Linked DNA regions of Homo sapiens: region 2 is linked to region 1. A link is an interaction called in ENCODE POLR2A ChIA-PET data of the cell type or tissue named here. Cell type or tissue: CD4-positive, alpha-beta T cell. All regions are shown on one strand. Each heading gives the region's core, and the rest is flanking DNA. Links, peaks and the distances in the headings are about the cores only.

The links. Peaks named below come from ENCODE experiments on the same cell type or tissue, not always from the same donor. Only the 100,000 strongest peaks of a DNase experiment are listed, where the experiment ranks them.
Region 2: POLR2A ChIA-PET joins it to region 1 with 6 read pairs; 2 of 35 experiments call an interaction of 5 or more read pairs at or near these places.

Annotation. Positions count from the first base shown.
Region 1 is chr12:4,804,226-4,812,082 of GRCh38, forward strand. KCNA6 (potassium voltage-gated channel subfamily A member 6) reads left to right here and starts at 5,109. Exons shown (of 1, transcript NM_002235.5): 1 at 5,109-7,857. The coding sequence starts at 5,817. The coding sequence ends at 7,406. KCNA6-AS1 (KCNA6 antisense RNA 1) reads right to left here. Exons shown (of 3, transcript NR_199077.1): 3 at 260-2,643. In CD4-positive, alpha-beta T cell, for the core only: no CTCF peak of the experiment used is centred there; DNase peaks (open chromatin) are centred at 3,036, 3,776 and 4,986; H3K4me3 peaks cover 1,133 bases.
Region 2 is chr12:4,886,819-4,894,675 of GRCh38, forward strand. No RefSeq gene overlaps it. Among named protein-coding and RNA genes, the nearest start is that of KCNA1, 19 kb to the right of the region's middle. In CD4-positive, alpha-beta T cell, for the core only: no CTCF peak of the experiment used is centred there; no DNase peak of the experiment used is centred there.

The DNA of each region.
Region 1 (7,857 bases), core at 1,357-5,356:
GGGGTGGGTCATTCTAGGGAGGGTGTTCCGTGCTTGTGCACAAGTGTTGTGTTCTCTCAGTAAGAGGTAAGGGAGCTGACGACTCGCCACCCTGTCCTCAGAGCAGGGGCCTGTGGGTGACAGGACCATGAGGAGAACCATTTTCAGAGGTTACACAGAGAAAGAGGAAAACTTCAGGGATCGTATTACCAGAATGATGACAAGTGCACACACACACACACACACACACAGCAAAATAAAAATGTAAAGAAGCCTGGAAGACAGATCATTTATGTCATTTATATACCTGGAATAGGTACATTTTAGAACCTAGGGCAGAGGTCAGAATATAAATGGTTATCACACAATGCTTCACATTATCTGTGCTCATCTTGTGGGCACATACGTCCATTCTTAGGTGGTTCTTCCCATGGATGCCCCCCACGTACTCCTGACCTGTTGCAGATCATGTGTTCCACTGGAAGGCCAGCGTGGGCCCAGGAGGATGGGGCCCCTGGGGTCTAGTCCTGGTTGTTGGTTTCCAGGAGCTCTCCATCTCTTGGCTTTCCTTTGACTTCACCTACAACCCCTCAGCCTCCTATGCTGGCTGCCCTTCCTCCTGACCTTGACCGGTAGATTGAAGACTGCTGTGAAGGACTTGGTCCTGGTCATTTCTCCTCGTTGTCCATATTCTGTTTCTGCAGAAGACCTTGGTGCCATGAATGTATATATTTCTAGATGTCTTAAATTCATAAATCGTAAGTTTCTTTTTCATATTCCAGACCTAAATAAATAACTGCCTCCTTGATGTCTTAATTTGCATGTATAATTTCCCTCTCCAATGTAAAACATCTAAAGGTGAGGTCTTGACGCATCCCAACTTGTTTAACCCCTTGTCTTCCCTTTCTCAGTAAAGGGCGACACCTACCTGCCTAGTTGCTTGAGCTTGGCATTGGCTGCTTATTTCTCATGTTTTATTGATGACTAATTCCTGCTGATTCTATCATCTAAACATACCTCCTCAGTTCTCCTCACCTCCTCTCCACTCTATCTCTACTGACTCTACCTTTCTCTGGCCCAAGTCACCATCATCTTTTCCCCAGACGACTGCAATTTCCTGGTCTTTCTATTTCTTCTTCTACCTCTTCATAATTCATTCCCCTCCCAGCCTCTAAGTAAATCACATCACGTCTCTCCTCTGCTTGAAAACCATCATTGGCTTCATACCGCCCTTAAGATAAAACCTGAACACCTCACCCTATAAGATGGTACCCTTGCTAATTCTTCAATCTTATCTTGCACCTCCCTTTCCCTTGCCCATTCTCCTCCCAGCGCACGGCCTTCTTTTTGACCTTGAACACCCATGACCTTTCTAGCTCAGGGCTTTTGCACTTGTCAGTCTGGAATGCTCTTCCCTGCATTTGGCACTGTGGCCCCATTCTCTTATCTATTTTTGAGACAGAATCTCCCTCTGTCACCCAGGCTGGAGTGCAGTGGTACAATCTCGGCTCACTGCAACCTCCACCTCCCAGGTTAAAGCGATCCTCCTGCCTCAACCTCCCAAGTAGCTGGGACTACACGTGCCCTCCACCATGCCCAGATAATTTTTGCATTTTTAGTAGAGACAGAGTTTTGCCATGTTGGTCAGACTGGTCTTGAACTCCTAACCTCAGGTGATCCACCTGCCTCAGCCTCCCAAAGTGCTGGGATTACAGGCATGAGCCACCGTGCCAGGCTCCATTCTCCTCTTTGGATTGTCAGTTGAAATACTACCTCTTCAGAGGGAACTTTTCCAGCTACCCTTGCAAAGTTGAGTCCCCAAGTTCATTTCTGACATGGCATCCCATTTATCCTCCTCAAGGCATTTACTGCAATATGGAATTATTTTCCTTATTGTCTACTGTTAAAATTTTCTGTCTATAATGTAATTTATTACATGAAAATGTATGCTTATCAAAGCAGATATTTTGTATAGATCACTGCTAAATCCTCAGCACCTGGCACCATGCTGGCACTCAGTAGCTGCTCAATATATACTTTTTAAATAAATGAATGATTGCTATGACCATGGCAAACATCTGAATCTGGATACAACAACAAAAAATAACAACAAAATCTGTGCTGGCATGAAATTGGTGCTTGGTGAATGCTGGGGAAAAATCCCCTGCCATTGGAAGCCACTTGGCAGTGTTTATGGATGGAGCTGTGTCTTCCTTCACCTGGGAACTGGCATTTCTGAAGGTGTGATTGTACTCATCCTTAACATACGCTTGGGGGGAATGATCTAGGCATAGGGTTTTTCTTAAGCTAAGAAATGAGTCTATTTCACAAAAGAACTAAAAACAGAACTCTGATTCATGAATTTGCCAATGGCTTGTCCTTCTCAGGGGAACCTCCCTGGGCACAGTGAAACCCTTCTTGGGGCACGACCTCATGCTTGATGTGAAGGTCATCACAGAACATCAGCTCTGCCTGAAGGGTGGCCGGCAGCCCAGTCAGGCTTAACCCGAGGGGTACTCAAACGGAGGTTCTTGACACCTTATCAGGGTGTGTACGCTTCTGCAGAACGAAGGTTCCTTCCCATGCTTTGCCAGGATTGGTTTTGAAGAATTACTGACCTAGTTGACAGTCTCGTGAATAAAAATGGCAATGATGAAAACAAACCTGCAAATGAATCATTCATTATGAATTTGAAAACAAAAACAAAAAGAATCAGGGGTTAGTCAATTTATGACTCAGAAAATAATGACAGATAACTGGATAAGGGTAAAGTGACAGATAACTGGATGGGGGTAAAGAGTATCTTCTATAGTGTATTTGCTGTTGGTTTCCTTTTTTTTCTTTTCTTTCAAAAAGATTTTTTAAACAGAGCAACTTTTGTGTGGAGTCTAAATGGCTTAATTACATAGTCTGTAAGTGAGAAAACTCCGCTGGATGACTCCATGTACTTGCTTTCTCTCCCTTCACGGAAACATGCAAGGTGAGAGAAAGGAGTGGAAATGAGACAGGCAAGCATGAGATGGGCAAGCTGGCTGCTTTCCTGTTGTGATGTGGTTTGGAGAAAAAAGAACAAAAGCCCTTTACTCAAGCTGTAACTCCCAGCCAGTCAGCATCAAAGGCCCAAGAAGCTATTAACCACAAATTAATTAACCCCTTGCTTTAGAGAACTAAGGACCTTTCTGAGGCCCTACGTGCCTAGCTAGGCTTAACTTTCACCTCATCATGAACTTTTCCTTATTTTAGTACTAAAAATCATGCCCACAGGTGGAGATTTAAGATGCTAATGAGACATATGTTGTATGAAGCAGCATCTTAAGCCACCGTACATGTGCCCGAAAAACCTCACCTCTACATGCCCTGACTTCCCCTTACTGCAGACCTCCACAAAGGGAACCCACACCTTGACTTTGGAGAGCAACCCACTTCCTTTCTTGGTGTTTGGTCCCTTATGTCCATAAGCTTTCATAAAATCTTTCTCTTTGCTACTGTATGCTGTGATCTCTTTTGATTTCTATCCTGGGGGATCAAAAAAGCCCACAGGGCGTTGGTGCCAGAAATCAGCTGTGCAAGCACAGAAAGGGAGCAGAGGCTGTTGCCTGGCTCAACTGGTGAGGAGCAAGACTGGAGAATGAGCATGCAGTGAGTTCTAATACTAGCACATTTCTTACCCACTCAACACCTGATCCCTTCCCGACACATCCAGGAGCCTTGGTTCTCTCCTTCCTCCAACTCTCTGAGAGTGAATGCTGCTGAGAACCACTGTGGTTTTAAAATACTCCGTGCAATACAAAGAACTCTCAGATGCATCCTGTGGTTTGAGAGCACCTTTATGTGTCATTCTCATCATTAACCTCAATGAATGCATACTAATGATCTAATATGCACCAGAAGCTACACAAAAACACTTTGTAGTTGTTAGCCAATTCATTTTGGCTACAGCCAGCCAGAAAAGAGGAAACTGAGGCACAGAGAAGCAAATGTCAACCCTACCTGGAAGTGTCAGTCTGAAAAGATCAGTTGAGTCTTCCTCTACCAGACCCCAACTTGTCTGGTCTCGTGAAGAAAGACAGAAATGGATGGAAAACCATTCTTATCACCTTCTTGCTGGAGAGTTAGGGAAGAGTCAGCTGGTCCCTAACAACAAACTTTGCCCTACTCCAGTACTGCCAAAGGGGTCTTTGTTGTAACATGGCCTACAAGGAGAGGACATCTTTCTGGGAAAGCACCTAGAATGTGGCTGGCACATATTCAATGCCCAGTAAATGTAGCTATTATTTTTTCAATCAACACTCTTACATACCCCTTTTCCACTCACCCTCTTCTCCCTTTTTTTGGTCACCCAATAAGCAGAAATTCCAGATGCATCCTTCGGGGTGGTTGGGAGCAAAGGATCCCCAGGGTGCACTGTGCCCTGGGCTGAGGTATCTCTGAGGTGCTTCCATCTTCTGGGTCCTTCCTCACTGGGGTTGTTGCCTCAGGCTCTCAGGACTCCCCTGGAAATCTTCTGATGGGAAAGGCATTGATTGACTTGCCACCCTTTCTCTACCATCCCTTTGCAATTCTGGGAGAGTTGCAGCCCCGCCCTCCCAGGCTTGCAAAGGTAGACGGAGAATTATATTGGAATTTAAATCGGAAGCTCTCAAGGCATCTCAAAAATACTTTCTCTATTTTTTTTTTCCTGTAGATATTGGAGAGGTTGGCAAACGGGTCTTCCTGAAGACAGAAGAATGTATGATTTAATGTTTTCTTTAGATTTCTGTATGAGTGGATGCACAGTGCTCCGTATTGTGTGGTGGGGCGGGGTGTGTCTTCTTATTGATGAAATACACTGCGCAGGTCAACTCGGTAAATTGAAATGAGAAGAGCCGACTGCGGGGGTGGAGGGGGTGTGGTATTAGGGTGCCGGCGCTTGTGGAGGGGGGCGCGAATGTGAACGTGTGAAAGCGAGAGGCGTGCCAGGAGAGCGCGGGAAAGCTTACTGGTGAGGCAAGTGTGCGTCTATTTCCATGGCGCCCTGGCTCGCGGCAGCCCCTGGCTGGGCGAGGGGTGTGATGTGGGAGTGGGGTGGGAGGGGGCAGCAGGCGGGGCCTGCCACGTCACTTGGAGAGTGTGTGTTGGGAAGGAAGGGCAGAGCGGAGAGCCGAGCCGCTGCAGCTGCGGCGGCGGCAGCGAAGCCTTGAGCCGTGGGGAGGTGGGTCCCCGCGCTCGGGCGCCGGGGCAGCCCCGGGCCCTCTGCGAGGCCTGCGGCGCGGCTCCTAGGGAGGAGGTGGCGGCTGTGGCGGCCGGAACCGCGACCTTGGCCGGACCCAGCCCCGCGGTGGACGCAGGGCGGAGGCCGAGCCCCGCCAGGAGTCTTTGCCGAGCCGGAGGGAGGCGCATCTGGCGCTTCGGTACCAGCGGCAGCCGGGGGTCCGGAGCGGCTGGAGGAGCGCAGTGGGAACTGGGAAGAGCTAGCCCGGCTGGAGGGCGGACCTCTGCGTCCGGGAGCCGGGTCTCAGGCACCGCTGGGGGCGAAGCCACGCGTCTTTTCGGGCAGCCAATTTCACACGCGCCTGTGTGCGGTTCCGGGCATCCCAGTAAGCTCTAGCACCCGGGCGCGGGTAACGGGAAGCGCAGAACCAAATCCCCAGCGCCCAGGTCACCTCCCCAGACCCAGCCTTGCAGGGACCAGGGCTTTAGGGCTCACGGACCCAACGGCCAGGTCAGACCGCGAACCGGGAGGAGCGCGGGCCCCACCCTAAAGAGGGCGCAGCCGGGAGCTGGGGAGCGGGTGCCGCGCTCCAGAGATTGTGTCGTGGGCGCCGTCCTAGTGGCGGGGAGCGCACCTCCGAGGGGGCATGAGATCGGAGAAATCCCTTACGCTGGCGGCGCCGGGGGAGGTCCGTGGGCCGGAGGGAGAGCAACAGGATGCGGGAGACTTCCCGGAGGCCGGCGGGGGCGGGGGCTGCTGTAGTAGCGAGCGGCTGGTGATCAATATCTCCGGGCTGCGCTTTGAGACACAATTGCGCACCCTGTCGCTGTTTCCGGACACGCTGCTCGGAGACCCTGGCCGGCGAGTCCGCTTCTTCGACCCCCTGAGGAACGAGTACTTCTTCGACCGCAACCGGCCCAGCTTCGACGCCATCCTCTACTACTACCAGTCTGGGGGCCGCCTGCGGAGGCCGGTCAACGTGCCCCTGGACATTTTCCTGGAGGAGATCCGCTTCTACCAGCTGGGGGACGAGGCCCTGGCGGCCTTCCGGGAGGACGAGGGCTGCCTGCCCGAAGGTGGCGAGGACGAGAAGCCGCTGCCCTCCCAGCCCTTCCAGCGCCAGGTGTGGCTGCTCTTTGAGTACCCAGAGAGCTCTGGGCCGGCCAGGGGCATCGCCATCGTCTCCGTGTTGGTCATTCTCATCTCCATAGTCATCTTTTGCCTGGAGACCTTACCCCAGTTCCGTGTAGATGGTCGAGGTGGAAACAATGGTGGTGTGAGTCGAGTCTCCCCAGTTTCCAGGGGGAGTCAGGAGGAAGAGGAGGATGAAGACGATTCCTACACATTTCATCATGGCATCACCCCTGGGGAAATGGGGACCGGGGGCTCCTCCTCACTCAGTACTCTTGGGGGCTCCTTCTTTACAGACCCCTTCTTTCTGGTGGAGACGCTGTGCATTGTCTGGTTCACTTTTGAGCTCCTGGTGCGCTTCTCCGCCTGCCCTAGCAAGCCGGCCTTCTTCCGGAACATCATGAACATCATTGACTTGGTGGCTATCTTCCCCTACTTCATCACCCTGGGCACTGAGCTGGTGCAGCAGCAGGAGCAGCAACCAGCCAGTGGAGGAGGCGGCCAGAATGGGCAGCAGGCCATGTCCCTGGCCATCCTCCGAGTCATCCGCCTGGTCCGGGTGTTCCGCATCTTCAAGCTCTCCCGCCACTCCAAGGGGCTGCAGATCCTGGGCAAGACCTTGCAGGCCTCCATGAGGGAGCTGGGGCTGCTCATCTTCTTCCTCTTCATCGGGGTCATCCTCTTCTCCAGTGCCGTCTACTTCGCAGAGGCTGACGATGACGATTCGCTTTTTCCCAGCATCCCGGATGCCTTCTGGTGGGCAGTGGTTACAATGACCACGGTAGGTTACGGGGACATGTACCCCATGACTGTGGGGGGAAAGATCGTGGGCTCGCTGTGTGCCATCGCTGGGGTCCTCACCATTGCCCTGCCTGTGCCCGTCATCGTCTCCAACTTCAACTACTTCTACCACCGGGAGACGGAGCAGGAGGAGCAAGGCCAGTATACCCACGTCACTTGTGGGCAGCCTGCGCCGGACCTGAGGGCAACTGACAACGGACTTGGCAAGCCTGACTTCCCCGAGGCTAACCGGGAACGGAGACCCAGCTACCTTCCTACACCACATCGGGCCTATGCAGAGAAAAGAATGCTCACGGAGGTCTGACCCATGCAGGCAGGGCCTGCAGGAGGGGAGCACTGAGCTAACAGTCTCTTAGGCTTCCTTCTCATTTCCACTACTCACTCTAGCTTCAGTTGACTTCTTGACTCTCTCCCCTACACCCACTACCTGGCATCCAGGACCAAATACCTGGACTATCAACCTTGTTGCTTAATCCCTGCAGCATTCAAGGTTAATCCATCTAAGTGACATTTTTGAAATTCCAGCGGTGCCACCCAATCATGCCCAGCTTCTGTCATATGAATGAGATATACATTTATGTCTGACCTTCCCTCAAGACTGATTTTTCATGTCTGGGACTTACAATATCTCAAGGAACAGCAATGTCAACAGGATGGAAACCAGCCCTATCTGAGTCTTCGCTCCCTCCTTAGTGTTCTTTGCTTTGGGTCATGTGCGTTTCCTAGCTTCAGGCTACTTGGTAACTGGAAGAAGC
Region 2 (7,857 bases), core at 2,377-6,376, 84 kb after region 1:
GATAGATTAAAAATTAACATAGTGAAACAAAAAGATGAAAATGATGGAAGAGAGGTAAAGAAGTCTAGAGGATATAGGCCGGGCGCGGTGGCTCACGCCTGTAATCCCAGCACTTTGGGAGGCTGAGGCGGGTGGATCACGAGGTCAGGAGATCGAGACTATCCTGGCTAACACGGTGAAACCCCGTCTCTACCAAAAATACAAAAAATTAGCCGGGCGTGGTGGCGGGCGCCTGTAGTCCCAGCTACTCGGGAGGCTGAGGCAGGAGAATGGCGTGAACCCCGGGGGGCGGAGCCTGCAGTGAGCCGAGGTTGCGCCACTGCGCTCCAGCCTGGGCGACAGCAAGACTCCATCTCAAAAAAAAAAAAAAAAAAAAAAAGAAATCTAGAGGATATAGTTCCAGAAGGAGCAGGGAGAGAATGAGGACAATATTTGAAGAGAAAACAGCTCATGAAGGACGTAAGTCCACATATTCGAAATACCAAACAAGTTACACAAGATGAATAAATGAAAGTAAACCACACCTGGATTTATTAGAGGAAAACTTCAGAGACCTAAAGACAAACATAGCACATCAAAAGGAAAAAAGACAAATTACCTTCAAAGAAGCAACAATAAGACTAAAATTAGACTTCCCAGCAGACACAGTGGAAGCCAAAGAAAATAACTGTTAACCTAGAGTTCTATATATAGCAAGAATACATTCAAGAATAAGGAGTGAAGATATTTTCAAACAAAACAGTAAGTTCAATGCCAGAAGACCTGCACTAAAGAATGTACTTTGGGAAGAAAAATTACCTCTAATGGGAAGTATAAGATGCAAGAAGGATTGGAGAGCAGAAATTAATTAAATAGAAAAGATACATATAGTAGAGTAGATGGACAAATGTAAAATTGATCCTTTGAAAAGTCTAATGAAATTGACAAATCTGATGGACAATTGATCATAAAAAGAAAGGGAAGGTGCAAATAAACAATGTTTGGAATAATAAGGGGAAGTAGCTATAAGTGTGCATAATTAAATATATAGTAAGAAGATACCAATAGCAACTTCAGTGCAGCAAACCGAAAATCTGATTTCTTTGAAAATATATAGTAGCAGTCTAAAACAAATCCAAAAATAGCCACCTTATTAATCTTATTACCTTAAGTTGTTAATCAAATTCATAGGTAAAAATCTTCTCATAAAGTAATAATCAGGCTTAGTTGACTTTGCTAATGAATTCTACCAAAATTTAATAAAAAACTTCCAATGTTACAAAACTATTTATAGTATACCTTATGGAAGACTAACAATTTCCTAACTCTTATTATGAAACTAGCATAACCTTGATACCTCTCTTAAGGAAGGAAAATCACAAGCCAATTTCACTCATGTATCTCCTGTAGATACAAAAATTCTAAACCAAATAATAGTACAACAAAACCAGCAAAGTTGGGTTTTACTGAAGAATGCATGTGTTGCTTAATAATAGAGAAAAATAAATTCACCACATTAACAGATTCAAAGAGAGATGCTATGGACTGAATGTTTGTGTCTCCCCTTCTCAATTCATCTGTTGAAATCCTAGTCTCCGATGTGAGGGTATTTGGAGATGGAGCCTTTAGGAGATAATTAGGTCATGCGGGTTGTATCTTCCTGATAAGATTAGTGCCCCTATAAGAAGAGACACAAGAGAGCTTGCCTCCTCTGTCTCTGTCCCTCCTCTATGTGAGGATACAGCAAGAAGGGGGCCATTCAGAAAAAGGGCCCTCACCAGACACCAGTTCTACCAGTGCCTTGAATTTGGACTTCCAGTCTCCATAACTGTGAGAAATAAATGTTTGTTGTTTAAACCACCTATTCTATGTCATTCTGTCACAGCAGCCCAAACTGACTAAGATGAGGGAAATACTATAATTATTTTAAAAGATGCAAAAAGTGATAAAATTTAACATCTATTAATGCTAGTAGCTATTAGGAAAATAATGTTAGAAGGGAGCTTCCTTTATCTAATAAGGAATATCGAAATAAATACAAAAATAATAAAAATTTCCTAAGGCAAAGATTGTACTTTATAGAGGAATGTCAATCCTGCTCACTACTTCTAGTCATTCTACTAGATAGCACAGTAAGTCAAGAGAAAGAAATACGACGTGTAAAGATTTCAAAGGAAGGAATAAATCTATTATCAGTTGCAGATGCCATATTTCTGACCTAGAAAACTCAAATGAGACTACAAACAAATTATTAGAATTAATTAGATAATGTAATGAGTTTGCTGAGTGCAAATCAACATAAAAAATTAATTGCATTTCTGTATCCTAGCAATAGTTAGAAGTTGTATATTTAAAATTCATGTCATTTGCAATAGCATAAAAATAAGGTAGCTACAAATAAATCTAATAAAATTATAGAAGACTTTTATGTTAATATTATAAAACTTTTATTGAAAGACATTAATGAAGACCTTTTCTCAAAATTGACCTTTACCTTGAATGCAAACAATTAGCCTCAGTTTTGTTTTTATTTTGATGGAATTTGGCACAATGTATATGAACCAGCAAAAGGCCAAATAAAGCCAGAATATTCCTGAAGAAGAAAAGATTCAGAATGACTATGAAGCTATGGTAATTAAGAAATTATAGTATAGGATTGGTGAAGATATACAAAAATATAAATCACTAATACAGAAAAAAGAACACATAAACAAACCCACATATATATTTATACTGCAGCACAACAGTGTAGATCAATAAGGAAAATAAGGTCTTTCAATGAAATAATCATTTGGATAATATGAATTATTTTCCCTATTTGCATTAAAAATGAAACTGGGTCCCTGTGTCATGTCAAAAACAAAATTCATTGCAGATGAATTTTCATATTTCAAATGTTCAAGTGAAAACTATAAAAGAGTTAGAAGACCATTTAAGATACTTATTTTTGCCATGGGCAGGGAAGGATTCTTAAATAATTCAGAAGAAATGCAAATTGTAAAGAAAAATATTCATTAAATTGTTTATTTTAAAATTGAGAATTTCTCTTCATAAAAAACAGTATAAAGAAAGTGAAATTAAACCACAAGCTGGAAGAAAAAAATCATAGGAATAGAACAGATAGAGAATTAATATCCAGCATATGTTAGGTTGGTGCAAAAGTAACTGCGGTTTTTGCCATTACTTTTGCCATTAAAAGTAATGGCAAAAACCACAATAGATTTTGCACCAAGCTAATATAAAGGACTGTTACAAATTAATGCATAAGAGACAACTCAAGATAAAAACAGGAAAAGACTTTCAGGTATTCAATAAAAAAATGGTCATTATGAAAAGATTTTCAATTTCAGAAAGTCAGGGAAATAAAAATTAAAATATAATGAGATATTTCACTTAATTCCCGTTAGGATGGCTAGTATCAAGAAACAAACAAAACTAGATAATAACAAATGTTGACAAGGATGTGGATAAACTGGAATCCTTGTGCACTGATTGTGAGAATGTAAAATGATATGGGCACTGTGCAAAACAATATGGCATTTCCTCAAAAAAAATTAAACAGAATTACCTTATGATCCAGCAATTCCACTTCTGGATATGTACCCAAAAGAACTGAAAGTAGGATCTCAAACAGATATTTGTACACGCATGTTATGGCAGCATTATTCACAGTAGCCTTAGGATGGAAGCAACACCAGTGTCCCTCAATGGATGAATGGATTAGCAAAATATGGTATATTTATACGATGGAGTTTTATTTACTCTTAAAGAAGAAGGAAATTCTGACACATGTTGCAACAAGGATGAACCTTGAGGACAGTATGTTAAGGGAAACAAGCCTATCACAAAATGAAACATACTGTGAGTCCAGTTCTGTGAGGTACTTAGAGTAGTCAAATTCATTGAGACAGAAAGTAGAATGAATGAATGGTGGTTGCCAGGGGCTGGAGGGAAGAGAGGAAGGGGAGGTATAATGGGTACAGAGTTTCAGTTTGGCAAGTTGAAAAGCATTCTAGAGATGCGTGGTTGTGATGGTTGCACATCAGTGTGAATGTGCTCGATGTCCTTGAAGTGTACACCTAAAATGGTTATGATAGCAAATTTTATGAGATGTATATTTTGCCACAATTCCTAAAAAAAAAGAGATATTTCATATTGATCAGAATGGCAAACTTTTAAAAGTTTGGACAATAGCTAGTGATAGTGAATATGTGGAGCAACCCTAAGTCTTATATACTGCTGTGGGAGCATAAGGTTCAATAACTTTGGGAAAACCATTTGCCATCACCTTATAAACTAAATATCTCTATACCTGATGGCTCAGATCTTCCATTCTAGGTATTGATCTTAAAGCGACTCTTGCACATATACACAAGGACATGCTAGCCCTGTTGATAATGGCAACACAAACACACTGAAAATAACCCATATATGCCTCAACAGTGGAATGGATAAATACATTGTATATATTCATAAGCTGAATTATTGCATAACAATAATACATGACTGAATTGCAGGAACACAAAATTGACTAGACAAAACACATGACAAAACAAAACATATTCTGTTTGGGATATTCTGTTACAGGTTGAGTATCCCTTATCTAAAATGTTTGGGACCAGCTCTGTTTCAGATTTTGGATTTTTTTGAATTTTGGAATATTTGCATATACATAATGAGATATCTTGTGGTTGAGACCCGAGTCTAAAACAAAATTTATTTATGTTTCATATATACTGTATACACATAGTCTGAAAGTATCTTTATACAATATTTTAAATAATTTTGTGCATAAAACAAAGTTTGCGTTACTTACATGGGGAATTTTCCATTTATGATATCATGTTGGTGTTCAAAAAGTGTTGGATTTTGGAGCATTTTGGATTTGGGATTTCAGATTTTTGGATTAGGGATGTTTAATCTGTGTATTCAAAAGTCCACAAAATATGCTCTGTGAGACTGTAAAATGAATGTTGTAAAACTATACTGATAAGGAAGGGAATGAAATGAGAAACTCTGGGCAGGGAGCAGGGAGGGAGTCGAGACACAGAGAAACCCCTGGGGGTTTAAAAGGTAGTGGTAATGTTTTATTTATTAAACCTGAGGGTTAGTACATTGTTGTTTACTGGATTTTCTATACCTCAAACCTGTTTCATAAATATTAATTTATATATTTTCAATATTTAACAAAGTTTCTTCAACACTGGCCCACGGGTGTGTTGGAAGATACATCAGGAAGTAACCAACTATAGGCACGAGTATGCGTTTACATTACCCACAGCTATGTGTACATACGTGTAATGTAGATACATGTTCTTTCCTTTTCAAGACAGGCATTTTTACAAAACGGTAGGGAAAAAACCTTCCAGAAGGGTCCACTTAAGAGGGAATTTGAAAGTACAAGGGAGAGAATTTGGTGGTAATCCATGGTGAAGCTTCATGAGAAGGTGTGTGGGCAGAGGATCCAAGCTCAGGTGGAGGCACAGGCCTTAGAGAAGGGAAGAACAGGCCCAGGTATAGCTGGGGAGCAGGTGTTTGCTGGATAGAAATGAAGTGTGGGAGTTGCCTTCCAGTGGATTCTGGTTTTCTCTGTAAAGCAGAAGGCAAGGGTGTTTTCCGAGAATGAGGGATTGGATACAAAATCTTTTCAGAAATGATTAAAACTTTGGAAATGAGAACAAGGTCATTGGACCTTGTTCTTGGGAAGGAGACACTGGGAAGGCTATATAGAACATGAGGATTCCAAGTCAAGTTGGTCTGTCTTAACTTCCTGGTAGTTCCTGGTCTGAGACTCTTCTGACATCAGAGATCTGAGAGCACAGTGGGTCAGAGTCTACAGGGAGGGTAGGAAAATGAACCCTGGGATAAGTGTTGGCATTGATCACAGGGAGAGACCTTTGGGAACTGGGTTATAGTCAAGTGGGTCATGGCTCTGAGTTGAATAAGTAGCTGGACACTGCTGAGAGAGTCAAGGCAGGGTGGAGGCTTAACAGCTCAGAAGAAACAAACGCATATGGCTGAATCAATTAATTGCTGAAATAGATGAGTTGTATGTTCTATCAGGCTGCCAAGAAAGGAGATTTCTTCCTAATGACAATAGGTAAAGCTGTTTCCAACAGTGCTGAGAAGGTGCTAAGATTTTAGAGAAATGCAGAGTTTTGGAGGAAGTACAAAGTGTTCTGCTATTTGCAAAATTATTGTGTCTGATACATAAGCTTCTTTGCAGTGGCTTTGAAGATCGAATTCATTTGTCCAAGCAAAAGTATTTAATTCTGTTGTGCTGCAGTTTATAAAATATTTACGTTGTTATTCTACATATACACATCGCTTACAATCCAGTTGCATTTCTCTCTGATGCACTTTCAATAAGATTTGGACTCCTGACAATGTCATCCAAGCCAATTGTTAGGGGAAAGAATCACAGAATCACTGCAGCTCACAAAGCCCCCGGGATGTCAAACCATCCATCCTGTTGTCTTCAGGCAGAATAGAACCCAAACTAGCCCAAATAAAGAGACTTGTCTCCTAAGCATGAAAAATCAAGAAAGACAAGCTGACCAATCTTTCTTAATTTTCAGCTATCCTCCTCGAAATCAGAATGTCCTGAATAACCCACTTTCCTCCTACTGTAATTACTGTGTTTCTTAGAATGTGGTATTTAAACAGAAAATCCCAAAGTCGCTGACAAAGGACTCTGAGTTCCAAATGTGTGAAAGTGAATTAGAAGCTAGTTAAGGCAGTGTGGTATAAAGGAAAAATAATGAAGTAGGAGTCAGGGGCAGTGTCTGCTGTTTCTGTCCACATGTCCACATTGCCTATAAAAACTCGGAGGGGTCAAGGGCTTATCATCCTTTCCTACTCAGTGTCCTTACCACATTAGGATAGTAAATGCTTTCTTCCCCTACCTCCAAGGGTTTATCTGAGGATTAAGCAATAATGCCTAAGAGTTTTTGAAAAGTAGAAAGCATGGTATGTAGATAAAGATTTAAAACAATCCATCACCATGGGCTGGGTGATGACTGCCATCAGAAACCCACCTTCTTTTACTATAGCACTGAAAACTGTCTGCAAATTGGCTTTTATTTTTCCTTCTGAGACTAAAAGCAATTGGTATCCTATTGATAATGCTTGGTTGTTCAAGGGTGGATTGCTGAGTGTGCAGGGTTTTCACAGTTCCTTGCTTGGTCTTCCATCTCCCTCCCGCCTGGTTTTGTCATTTCACTGCTCATTTACATGTCCACTTGAGTGCGCTTCCACAACTGACCTACTCAGTCCCCGGAAAGGACTTGTGCTTCCCACGTCTGCATCTTTGCTCTTGCCTTCCCTCTCTCGTAAATTGCACCCTTCTCTTCCCCTCTGCCGGCCTTTAGGAGACACTGCTCCTGCACAGCAGCTCCAGCTGGCCATGCTATGAGACACCACCTGTCTCCCGTCCCAAAAGCCTTCTTGAACACATTCGATAGCACTAATCACTTGCCTTGTTTTGGAAGCTGTCATTTTCCATTCATACGTCCTGTCTCCTCAACAAAGATAATAAATTTATTGAGGGTATGGACAATGCATTTTTTTTGCCTTTTCCTCAGCAAAAGACACGTGACTTGTAAATATTCAGTACTGTAAAGAGTTAATTGGCGGGGTGCAGTGGCTCACACCTGTAATCCCAGCACTTTGGGAGGCCGAGGCAGGTGGATCATGAGGTTAAGAGATCAAGATCATCCTGGCCAACATGGTGGAACTCCACCTCTACTAAAAATACAAAAATTAGGTGGGCGTGCTGGCACGCGCCTGTAGTCCCTGCTACTTGGGAGGCTGAGGCAGGAGAATTGCTTGAACCCGGGAGGCGGAGGTTGCAGTGAGCCAAGATTGTGCCACTGCACT